2 separate regions of the Homo sapiens genome follow, and region 1 is linked to region 2. The links are chromatin loops, found by intact Hi-C in ENCODE. Cell type or tissue: OCI-LY7. All regions are shown on one strand. Each heading gives the region's core, and the rest is flanking DNA. Links, peaks and the distances in the headings are about the cores only. Region 1 overlaps PRKCH (protein kinase C eta). Region 2 overlaps LINC03033 (long intergenic non-protein coding RNA 3033).

Region 1 (5,385 bases), core at 306-5,305, 92 kb before region 2:
AAATCCCGAGAAGATGTCAGTAATTTTGACCCTGACTTCATAAAGGAAGAGCCAGTTTTAACTCCAATTGATGAGGGACATCTTCCAATGATTAACCAGGATGAGTTTAGAAACTTTTCCTATGTGTCTCCAGAATTGCAACCATAGCCTTATGGGGAGTGAGAGAGAGGGCACGAGAACCCAAAGGGAATAGAGATTCTCCAGGAATTTCCTCTATGGGACCTTCCCAGCATCAGCCTTAGAACAAGAACCTTACCTTCAAGGAGCAAGTGAAGAACTCTGTGAAGGATGGAACTTTCAGATATCAACTATTTAGAGTCCAGAGGGAGCCATGGCACTAGAAATAGTTGATAATGAAATGAGATTTTATGAAGTATACCGCTCCACCTATGAGCGTCTGTCTCTGTGGGCTTGGGATGTTAACAGGAGCCAAAAGGAGGGAAAGTGTGAAGAATAAAGTAGATCTGAGAAATTCTGAGCCAATCAGGCTTCTTAATTCAAGAGACAAACCAAGACGTTCTGTCAACTGTGCTGTGCTCTTCTTTAAGCCAATGAACCCCAATTCCTGGCAGTCTACAAGAAGTCTCTTAATGCTAATGAAGAATTTAAAGGTCTTTTTAAGGAAATGAAGGGCTTTCCAAATAGAATGATTTACTCTGAAGAAACAAACAATGGTATCTCTGAAACTCACAACCTAAAGCCCAATCTTGAAAATATGTTGTGCACCAAGACGACTGCTTCAGCTTCTTCTCTTATCCTTACTTTCTTTAATAGATATTTATTAAACTGTCCAGTGAAAAGGTGCCACAATGCCCAGTATTGTAAACAACAGGTTTGCATTCATGAAGCTTTCATTCATTCTGGAGTCTACTAATTTACCTGAATGGTGTTTGCATTCTGTGAAATGCCTCTCCACGTTGCATATGTCACACTTTTGTCTGCACATAACTCTTTTTTCACAAGAAGGGTCACTGCCACAACAGCACAGTCAGCGGGTGAATTACAGGTGCCTGCTGCCTGCCTACCTGGGTAATCTGATCTTGTCTGTATCGCCGTGTGCTCATCACTGAAGAATTGCAGGCCACTCATGTCAGTGACCAGATTTGTGGCTTATAAACATTAGCAGTTTATTTATGTTTTAAGATGCAAAGATGTGTGTTTGATATTCACTTTAATAATTAGAAATGGATCTTGTAAACAGGGCATATATCAAAGATGACCTTATAATATGTACCCGAATATACAGTTCAAGAATTTTGTCTGACTGGAAATAAATGCATTTTGTAGCAAAAGGAAGTGTTTTGACTAGAATGATTTGTCTCCTTCCCACTAAGACAGTAGATTTCCAATCAAAATAAAACCTTGAGCAGAATGGGTAGAACTCAACTCACAGAAAATTCCTGAGAGGAGAGGTTGATGTAAGTTCTTCTGTGATTCTCTGAAGTAGATGTGGCCTGTCTCTTACTGACCAAAACTTCTGTCCTGAATGAGGGTGATGACTGCTAAGCATAGCTGTAACAGACCAACCCTCAAGATCTCAGGGGCTAGACACCATAAATGTTTATTTCTCATTCACATAAAGTAGCATGTAAGTTCAACAATCTTCCTCCATCTTATAACTACACTATCTGGAAAATGTAGCTTTCCAAAGTCTCCAGAGCAAGGAAGAGACATGGAGGGGGCGCCGGCTGCCTGCCTGCCTCTCCTAGGAGGGACACACCTCACCTCTTCTCACAATGACTGGCTAAAACATGGCTTCCCTCTAACTACAGACGGGATAGGGGAATTATAGAGCAGCTGAGGAGTAGCTGGCTAGTACTGACAGTCTCTTCTCTGTCATAGGTTCTTTTTTTTGCATTCCAATGCGAACACTTACTTTTGAATGAATAGAGTAGCTAGGAACTTCCCTTTCCATTTGTGTAGCACTTACCACTCATAGTCATCACTCTCACCCACATCATGCCACTAGATCTTCATGACGTGCCCACTATTCCCACTGATGATAGTGTGAGTACTGCAGTACATACTACAAATGGCAAGAGAGGCTCAGAGAAGTTGAGTTCATTGGTTTCCCAAAGGGTTCAGGCTTGGTAAAGAGTAGATCCAGCTCTAGGGTCTAAATCTTTGATGCTGTAGTCTGGGAAAGGGAAGGATCATTCTGACTTTGGGACTTTTTTGGCCTTCATAGCTCCTCCACTTTGGGTCTTCTATTGCTCTGTGGGATTGATTAACTTTTTGTTATGGTTCACTCCACTCTGGTAAACAACCACGAAAAATAAAGCATGCCTCCTGTTTCATTCACAAAACTCATTATCATAGCCACGCAGAGCCAAAACACTGTCTTTGGTAAGTCTGTGATCACTCAGCAGCTTCCTTCTTCACAATTGCTTCTCAAGCCCACTACCTGGGTTCCCCAGTTTGGGTTGAGTCCATTCTTTTGAGGCTATTTATTCCATGCCTATCAGGTTATTCAATAGCTAATGTTTATATCTGAGAAGAGAGAAGATACACAGGATATTTACCTAAAGCTCAAATGAGTCTTCAATTCCTGGTTACAATTCTACTTCACATCTTTCTTCAGTTCTGCTAGACCTGGCATCCCCTTCCAAGGGATCACAAGGCTGTCTTGCCCACACTTCCTGAAGAAGGCTGGCACAGAGCAGGTAGCGAGCCATTCAGGCAACTGGGCCAGAGTCCACTGGGGCTGCTGGGTTCCCTCAGCACAGTGGGCAGCATGGAGGTCAAGACGAGGTCACATTGGGACCTTTCACTCCCTCAGGTCCATCTTAAGACATCGTCAGGCCTTATCATCCCACTGTCCTTCCCAGCCAGTCCTCATCCCACACCCATTTGCTCCTGCTCTCCCAAGCTATTCCACGGTGACCTAACTGAATTAGACACATGGCCTTGAGTGTTTGAAAGGACAATAACTTCAAGCCTTTGCTTTGGGATGTGGGTCAGCCTTTGACTGCCAAAGTTGCTTTCACTTAATGGCTAACATGTTGCATGTTTATTACATGTGAAGCCCTGTTCTAAATACTTTAAGTGTATTTACTTATTCAATACCCCCCATGAGGTGGGTACTCTCAGTTTCATTGTACAGATGGGGGAAAGTGAAGTACAAGAGATTAAGTCACTTGTCTAAATTCACACAACTAAAGCAGTGGGGTTAGGATTTGGATCAAGCAGTTTAACTCCAGAGTCCCTACTTTTAGCTCAGTTCAGTGAGGTTCTTCTATGAAAGCGAATTCTATTTTTCCACCTTTGTGGGGTTGGCAGGAAGCACCAAGATAAACTGCCAGCTGGGCAGGACAGTATTAGCCCTCCCCTGGGTAGAACAATTTATCAGCAGTGGGACTGCATGATTTGCATATCAAGGGGCTGGAGCTGCTAACCCCAGTTCTTGGAACTGGGGCAGGCCAGGGTGATGCAATCAGGACTTCAACCTCCCTGAATAGGGGAAGAGGAAGTAGTCTGGTTCTCTCTGAATCCCGTGAGCCCCATCTGAACCCCTGGGGTAACTTCTGAGCCTTGGTGGAGTTTCCAGCCCTTTCTCCCCTCGTAGAGGAGCCACTTCATGTTTTAGTAACTCTTCATCACCCACCCCGCCAGCTCATGCAGCAGCGTCAGGAAGAAGGTGCGCAGCCTGGAACCTACCTTGGCAGCTGCATGTTTACAGCTATGAAGCTGAGCTGGTGTAACATGTTAGCAAAGAAAAGAGCAAAAATAGACCAGGCACGGTGGCTCACGCCTGTAATCTCAGTACTTTGGGAGGCCGAGGTAGGTGGATAACTTGAGATCAGGAGCTCAAGACCAGCCTGGCCAACATGGTGAAACCCCGTCTCTACTAAAAAATTACAAAAGTTAGCCGGGCGTGGTGGTGGGCGCCTGTAATCCCAGCTACTCAGGAGGCTGAGGCAGGAGAATAGTTTCAACCCTGGAGGTGGAGGCTGCAATGAGCTGAGATCACGCCACTGCACTCCAGCCTGGGCGACAGAGGGAGACCCTGTCTCAAAACAAAACAAAAAAAAGCAAAGCAAAAATAAAAGCATCCCATTTGTCATTTATTGATCTTAATTGAATCCTGACCTCAGATGATCTGCCCGCCTCGGCCTCCCAAAGTGCTGGAATTACAGGCATGAGCCACCACACCCCGGATCTTAATTGGGTACACATTGCCTTGAAAATATTCCAGCCACGGATTTGACCATTTCACATGCCAACATGATAAAGCTGTTCATTATTCCCAGGTTTGGTCATCCTGGTTGCTTAATCTAGCAATGTTGACTTAAAATGACTAGACAGCCCACAGTGATTGCCCCCGGCTCAGGGTCACACTGGGCCCTGTAACTTCTCATTTTACATCATCCAAGGATAAGACTCCAGTACAACTGTAGTAGATGTTTGTGATGAAAATGAGCCCTTTGCTGAGATGTTCCTCTGAATTGAGTTGCAAGTTGGCCAAAGCTGGCCAGAGTGCAGCTGTAAAGGGAGCTTTGTAGTCTCCTTTTGTTCCTTTGTTGAATTGTAACCAAAGCTAAGGGAGCTACCCTGGGCTTTATCCCGTCCCCACCTCTTCACCTCCACTGCCCTGCCAACTGTTCTTTCCCTCCTCCTGCTTCCTGGCTCTTTACTCCCCTACCGAGTACGTCGGTTCTGCACTCTCTCTCCCTGCACCACTTGATTCTTAGAGCCAAACTGTTATATAGCCAGTTTTCCAACCATCAAGATGGCATAAAATTTTGATTTGCATATTTATTTTATAGGCTCTTTTAGAGCCCAGAAATGGCAGTCACCTTTCCCATGTGTTTCTGCGTCTTTGGCATCACCCTGTGTCAGCAGCACTGAGTGCCTAGGTGAGCCACCCTACCCTATGCTGCCCGTGCAGTCTAGGGGGCAAGATGTCACATGGGTAAGAGCCCTGGCTGGTAAGAGTAGTGGGCAGCCCTGGGGGCTGAATCCACACTTACTGAATGTTCTTGAGAAAAGCTAGTTCTTTCTCCAATTTCAACTTTCTCATTTGTGAAATGGGAGTGAGCATAGCGCCTGCCTGCCTTCTGTTAATACTGCAGGGATTAACTGTGATACATTGTCAAGCGTTTGCCACAGGGCTGGGACACAGAAATGCTCAATCGATGTTGGCTATTATTATCGTCAGCTCTCCCACAGAGGGCTAAGGGAAGGTTGCTTGTGATGTCCATCTGAAAATGGACAGAGAGGGACACTCGTGCTCTCCATGATGCCCATCCCTTTGGATGCCGATGCCATGCCACTCCAATTTGGAGGGATTTCACTTTTCTAACTGGCTGCAGAACCTCCTCAGGAGACCTTATTCTTTTCCTAGGATGTTTTGAGTCCATCCTGCCCCAACTGACATACAGGTTC
Region 2 (5,385 bases), core at 180-5,179:
AGTATCCACCCACCTCGGCCTCCCAAAGTGCTGGGTGAGCCCCGCACCTGACCCCTAATGTAAGTTTTATTGACTATAGTCCTCATGTTATACATTAGATTTCTAGATTTGTTTATATCTGCTACTTTATATCCTTTGACCCATATCACTGCATTTCCTCTCCTCCCCTTGCCCATAGTAACCACTATTTTACTCACTGTTTCTGTATATGAGACCTCTTTTTAAAACTAATCCACATATACGTGAGATCATGCAATATTTTTCTTTCTGTGTCTGGCATATTTCACTCAGCATGTCCTCCACACCCATCCACACCCATTCTTCTTTTTTTCTTTTCTTTAAGGCTGAATAAAATGAGTTTAATATGGCCTGGCTTTCAAAGAAATGGATACATAAACAAAGAATTACAATATGATGTAATAAAATAAAACTTTATATTTTATAAACAGTAAGATCGTTGCATAAGAAAGGGAATGATCAAAATGTAAGTGGGCAAAAAGGCTTCCTGGAGTAAATGGAATACGAATTTGGCTTTATGAGATGAATAGGAGTTTGTGAGGTGGCTATGTGTGGGAAGGGCATTCCAAGCAAAGGGAACAAGACGTGCAAAGGCAAAGACACACAAATGACTACCATGTGTCCTAGGCACTAAATGTGAGTCAGCACTGCTGAAGCAAAACGTGCTCTAGGAGGCAGCTGGAGAGGAAGGCAGGGCAGCAGTCAGTGGAGCACGATGCATGGAGGTGTGTTCCAAGTAACCTAACAGCAGGAGCAGACTGAAGATGATTTCTTTTCTGTTTTTATTTTGTTTAAATTAAATTAGAGTATCTATCCCTGTAAAAGTTTCATCAGTTCCATTCTCATATGAATTCTTGAGTGGGAGGGACAGAGGCATTGACTTCATCATGCTATGAGTTGAGCATCACCTGTGTCCCCCGAGGGAAGTGTGTCATACAAGTGAACAGTCTTTCATGGCATCATGGCAAGGAAAGGGAGTGCTGCCTACGGGTTGCAGAGAGACAAGGGGTTTAAAGCGGGAGTATATGTTGGTCAGATTCACGTTTAGCAAGATCCCCCTGATAGCACTGTGATGAACTGTTTGTATTGGATGGTGGGAGGCATAATGGGTTAGTATTTTAGGGCTTCTAAACAAATTGCCACAAACTAAGAGGCTTAAAACAACAGAAAAATTATTTTCTCATCATTATAGAGACCAGAAGTCTGAAATCAAGGTATCATCACACTCCTCCTGGAGGCTACAGGGGAGAATCCTTCCTTGCCTTTTCAAGCCTCTGGTGGCTATTGCCAGTCCTTGGCTTCCTTGGCTCGTGGCCACATCCATTCATTCTCTGACTCCATCTTCATATTGCCTTCTCCTCTGTGTGTTTGTTGTGTCCTCTTCTGTCTCTTAGAGGGACACTTGGGACTGGAGTTAAGGCCCACTGGGGAATCCAGGAAGATCTCATCTCAAGATCCTTAATTACATCTGCAGAGACTTTTTCCAAGTAAGGTAGCATTCACAGTTTCCAGGGATTTGGACATGGATATATCTGTGTGGGGACCACCATTCAACCCATCACACAGAAGAATCTTATTTCTGAACCTATGATCAGCAAACCAACTGCATTAGGATCTCATGGAGTGCTGCACTTTATGAGTTGCACACTACTAGACCGGAGATGCGGACTCAGGAGGTGTCAGCCAGCCACCATGAGGACAACCTTGTGATGAGCGTGGGAACTAGAATTAGAATGATCAGGAGTCACTAGTGACTTGAAAGTAGAGATGAGGAGGATGAGGTTGAACATAATGACTTCTGGGTGTCATCACGGGACAACTTACTGAGATGAGAATGCAGGGAGAAAGCATAGTATCCTAGGAATCTCAACAGTTGGAAAGACTAGTGAGATCATCCTGTCTAGCCCTTACACATGATTCAGGATTTCCCTTTTTGGTATCCTTTACAAATGATCATGCAACTTTGATTTAAGCAACTGACTTTACTGAAACCAAAGTTGCATGATCATTTGTAAAGGATTTGTCTGACTGTCTTGTCTGTTTCCTTCACCAGCTTATAAACTGAATGAGAAAAGAGGCCACGTTTCTTGGGTTCACAGTTATTTCCCCAGAACCTGATAGAGTACCTGTAAGCATGAAGGTTCTCAATATGTATTTTTTGGGGGGACTTTTGGTGGTGGTGGCTGTTGTTAAAACTACTTTATTGAGATATGATTGTCATACAAAAAGCTGTACATATTTAATGTATACAGTTTGATGAGTTTGGAGATGTGTTCACCCATGTAAATATGTGTTTTTGAATGAATGGGTGAATGAATGAGCAACTTTGGTGACAGGAAGATGTAGAAACTAGGTAAGAATTAGAATGGTTAACAAGAGTTATTCCAGTGGTTACTCTTCCATTTGGGGCAGCTCTAATTTCATGTTCCTCTTTATACAGTTGCTTATTTTGTTCCCTAGGTCACTCAGAGTGAGTCTAGCCCTTCCTCTATGTGAAAATTTATTTCAAATACAAAGAGAACTGTTGTGCTCCCTAAGTCTCCTCCTCTCTGGCTAAGTATCTTCATTTACTTTAACCACATGGCCTGTTTTAGTCCTGTTTTAGAAATGCATCACAATTCTAGTTGTTCTCCTTTCATTCACTCAACAAATATTTATGAGCATCCACTGAGTGCTCTGTACCAGGGCTCTGTATGCAGTAGGGGGAAAAAAGAGACATGCACTTGCCTTCCACCTCATCAGTGTTCCTCTGAAGTTATTAAACATAGCAATCCCCAGAACTAAGAAAAGCAGATGCCCCTTCCTTTGTACTGGGTATGTTCTCTTTTACTACTACAGTATATCTAAATAAGAGATACTGGTTCTTCCACTTGCTTTTTTGCAGTACTAGATGTGGTATTTCTTGTTGTTTGTACAGCCATGGACCATGAATTAAGTGTGACTTTTCTTTTGGGTACAAGAGCATATATACATAGAAGGATATAGATGGTATGCACAACACAACCATCTACATTCATCCATCCCTTACAAATAGAATACGTGTTTGCACTCTTTGATAAAGGTAATGCAATGCTCAGAAAAGCGCCCCAGCATCTAGAGGAGCAGGGTGTTTTTCAGGCATCTGTGAGAAACAGATGCTCTGTCAAGCCAGGGACAGGGGCTCAGGTTACATCCTGTGTTCAGTGAAGCACATCAGAATCATTTGCCTAGTACAGCCTCAAGTAATTGTTTTATTTCTTATTCTTCTATTATTTTATGCATTTTTTCTACTTTTAATAATGAAATAAACCCATAATAAAACAAAAATAATTCAACAAAACTGATGGGATTTTTTTTTTTCATTGCAAATGTCTGTTTAACTAATTTGTTCACTAATGGAGGCTCCCAAGCTTCAGAAAAGATATTCTCCTTTAAGGGAACACAGATGTTTGACTTAAAATTCCATATTTGTGACATTTCAATATTGGTATCCTCATTTTTTTTTTACTAATGAAATTGTAAGAAAACAAAATCTGCTTGTCCTACAGCAATTTGGCTGTGATTCAAAAACTTTTTATTAAAATGAAGTAATATGTTCTGCAAATCTAATTGCAGAGGAATTAGACACACTAAACCAAATAGTCATCTGTGATACAAAATGAAATAAACTAGAGAAAAACCATTTCAGGAAATAGACAGTAGAAAGAGGTTCTAAGGAATGGCTGTCTGCTTCTATTGTGATCATTTCTGTGTTCAGTTTTGATGTTTTTTAATGAAATATTTTAACCTTAGACCTCATTTTCTTTATTTTCCTTTTTGCCCTGTCTTATGGTATGATCAGACCTCATTTTTAAATGACACATTTATTTCACTAACATTGTACTTATGTAGTTGAAGTGAATGGATTAGGATCATTGACCAACTTAATTGTATATAAATGCAAATGACAATATATCTGTTGGAGTTATAATAATGGTTAGAAAATAGGGAAGAATGACAAGAGAAGTTTAGTGGAAGGTGGGTATGGACATAACGAGAGTGCATGGGTAAAACTAGCCAAAATTGTTTGGCTGCTTTAATTTGCCTCAGTCTTCAACTTTAAATAAGAAGATTTAATCAATTAGATTACTTGCAGTATAACTATTTCAATTCTCCAAACACCATTAGGTTATCTGTTCTTCGGGCCAAATTCAATGCCACGTACAAGGTAAATGCTGAATATTTGCAGAATGAATGAATGAACTAATGGACAAATAAATGCCACACTTCTTCCTTTTTTTTTGTCTTGATAGGAGTGTAGGTCAGTAAAGACCTCAAAGTTCTGATGCCTGTAATCGAGATACAAACATTTGACTCAACTAATAGAGAACTATCTTTTGCATTAGAGTTATAAACAGAACACTAGATGAATTTTCATATTATTCTTCTCTAGTAAAGACATTAGGTCACAATTAGCATTTACTTGAAATGTTTGTATATTTAAATTTCTCTATATATTTATATTATTAAATTGTTGTGACTAGAATGTAGTTTTATTTATAAATGGTTTCCAAACTATACTCTAGCCATGATCAGTTGGATAATTCAGTGTTTTTATAACTGATACCAATCATTGCAAGTTATTTGAAATCCTGATGATCCTCACGGATAGCTCTAGTCACGTCCCACACATACTTCTAGCCCAAGATGAACAGGTTGCAACAAAGATGTGTTTGTGCACGCATGTATGTGTATATGTGTGTGCATGTGTGTGTGTGTGTGTGTGTGTGTGTGTGAAAGCATTGTGGATATTTTGTGTTTGCTTATTTTGTAAACACAATATTAATCTTTGCTTGTCAGTCCTTGAGGATTTTTGCACTTTCACTGTTTATATAAGCAACCAAATGAAAATAAAAAGTCAACTTGACCCTATAGAATAGGCTGTGGTGTATTCTGAAATAACATTCTTCTTCAAACTTTCTCATTAATTGCCAGCCTGCTCAGCGACTGCCAGAATATGATTAACCTTCTTAGATCAGTTCCCACTGTTGTGCAATGCATTCTAAAATATAGCAGCAAATGAATATATGATGTCACAGAGACAAAAATTCTGCAGGTAAAAACTAGCATAAAGCAGATAAGCATTCTCTGGCTGGGATACAGAGTTTTCAAACCTCTTAAACCTTAAAACCTTACTCTGAAAACACTACATACCAGATGTAAACTGCCCAAACTTGTTTTTGAACGGATTCATTTTATGTCCATAGAATTTAATGCACAGATTCATGTTCATGCAGTTCAATTCATAGATTTTTAAACTGTTTCAGTACTTAGCCCATTGATTGATCTAAGAGCCTAGATATTAAAATGAAGTCTGTTGTTCTTTTTATTCATTAAAGACAAGAAAAG

The links. Peaks named below come from ENCODE experiments on the same cell type or tissue, not always from the same donor. Only the 100,000 strongest peaks of a DNase experiment are listed, where the experiment ranks them.
Region 1: a loop joins it to region 2, with 9 times the contacts of the local background. A loop is called at or near these places in 6 of 110 quality-filtered maps.

Annotation. Positions count from the first base shown.
Region 1 is chr14:61,549,685-61,555,069 of GRCh38, forward strand. PRKCH (protein kinase C eta) reads left to right here. Exons shown (of 14, transcript NM_006255.5): 14 at 1-1,292. The coding sequence ends at 147. Among named protein-coding and RNA genes, the nearest start is that of PRKCH-AS2, 6.9 kb to the left of the region's middle. RefSeq lists enhancers at 2,225-2,735, 2,736-3,245, 3,140-3,189. In OCI-LY7, for the core only: no CTCF peak of the experiment used is centred there; a DNase peak (open chromatin) is centred at 3,407; H3K4me3 peaks cover 1,548 bases; H3K27ac peaks cover 3,232 bases.
Region 2 is chr14:61,641,853-61,647,237 of GRCh38, forward strand. The region is part of intron 1 of LINC03033 (long intergenic non-protein coding RNA 3033); the gene reads left to right. Among named protein-coding and RNA genes, the nearest start is that of HIF1A, 51 kb to the right of the region's middle. In OCI-LY7, for the core only: no CTCF peak of the experiment used is centred there; DNase peaks (open chromatin) are centred at 699, 2,669 and 3,149; H3K4me3 peaks cover 2,164 bases; H3K27ac peaks cover 3,501 bases.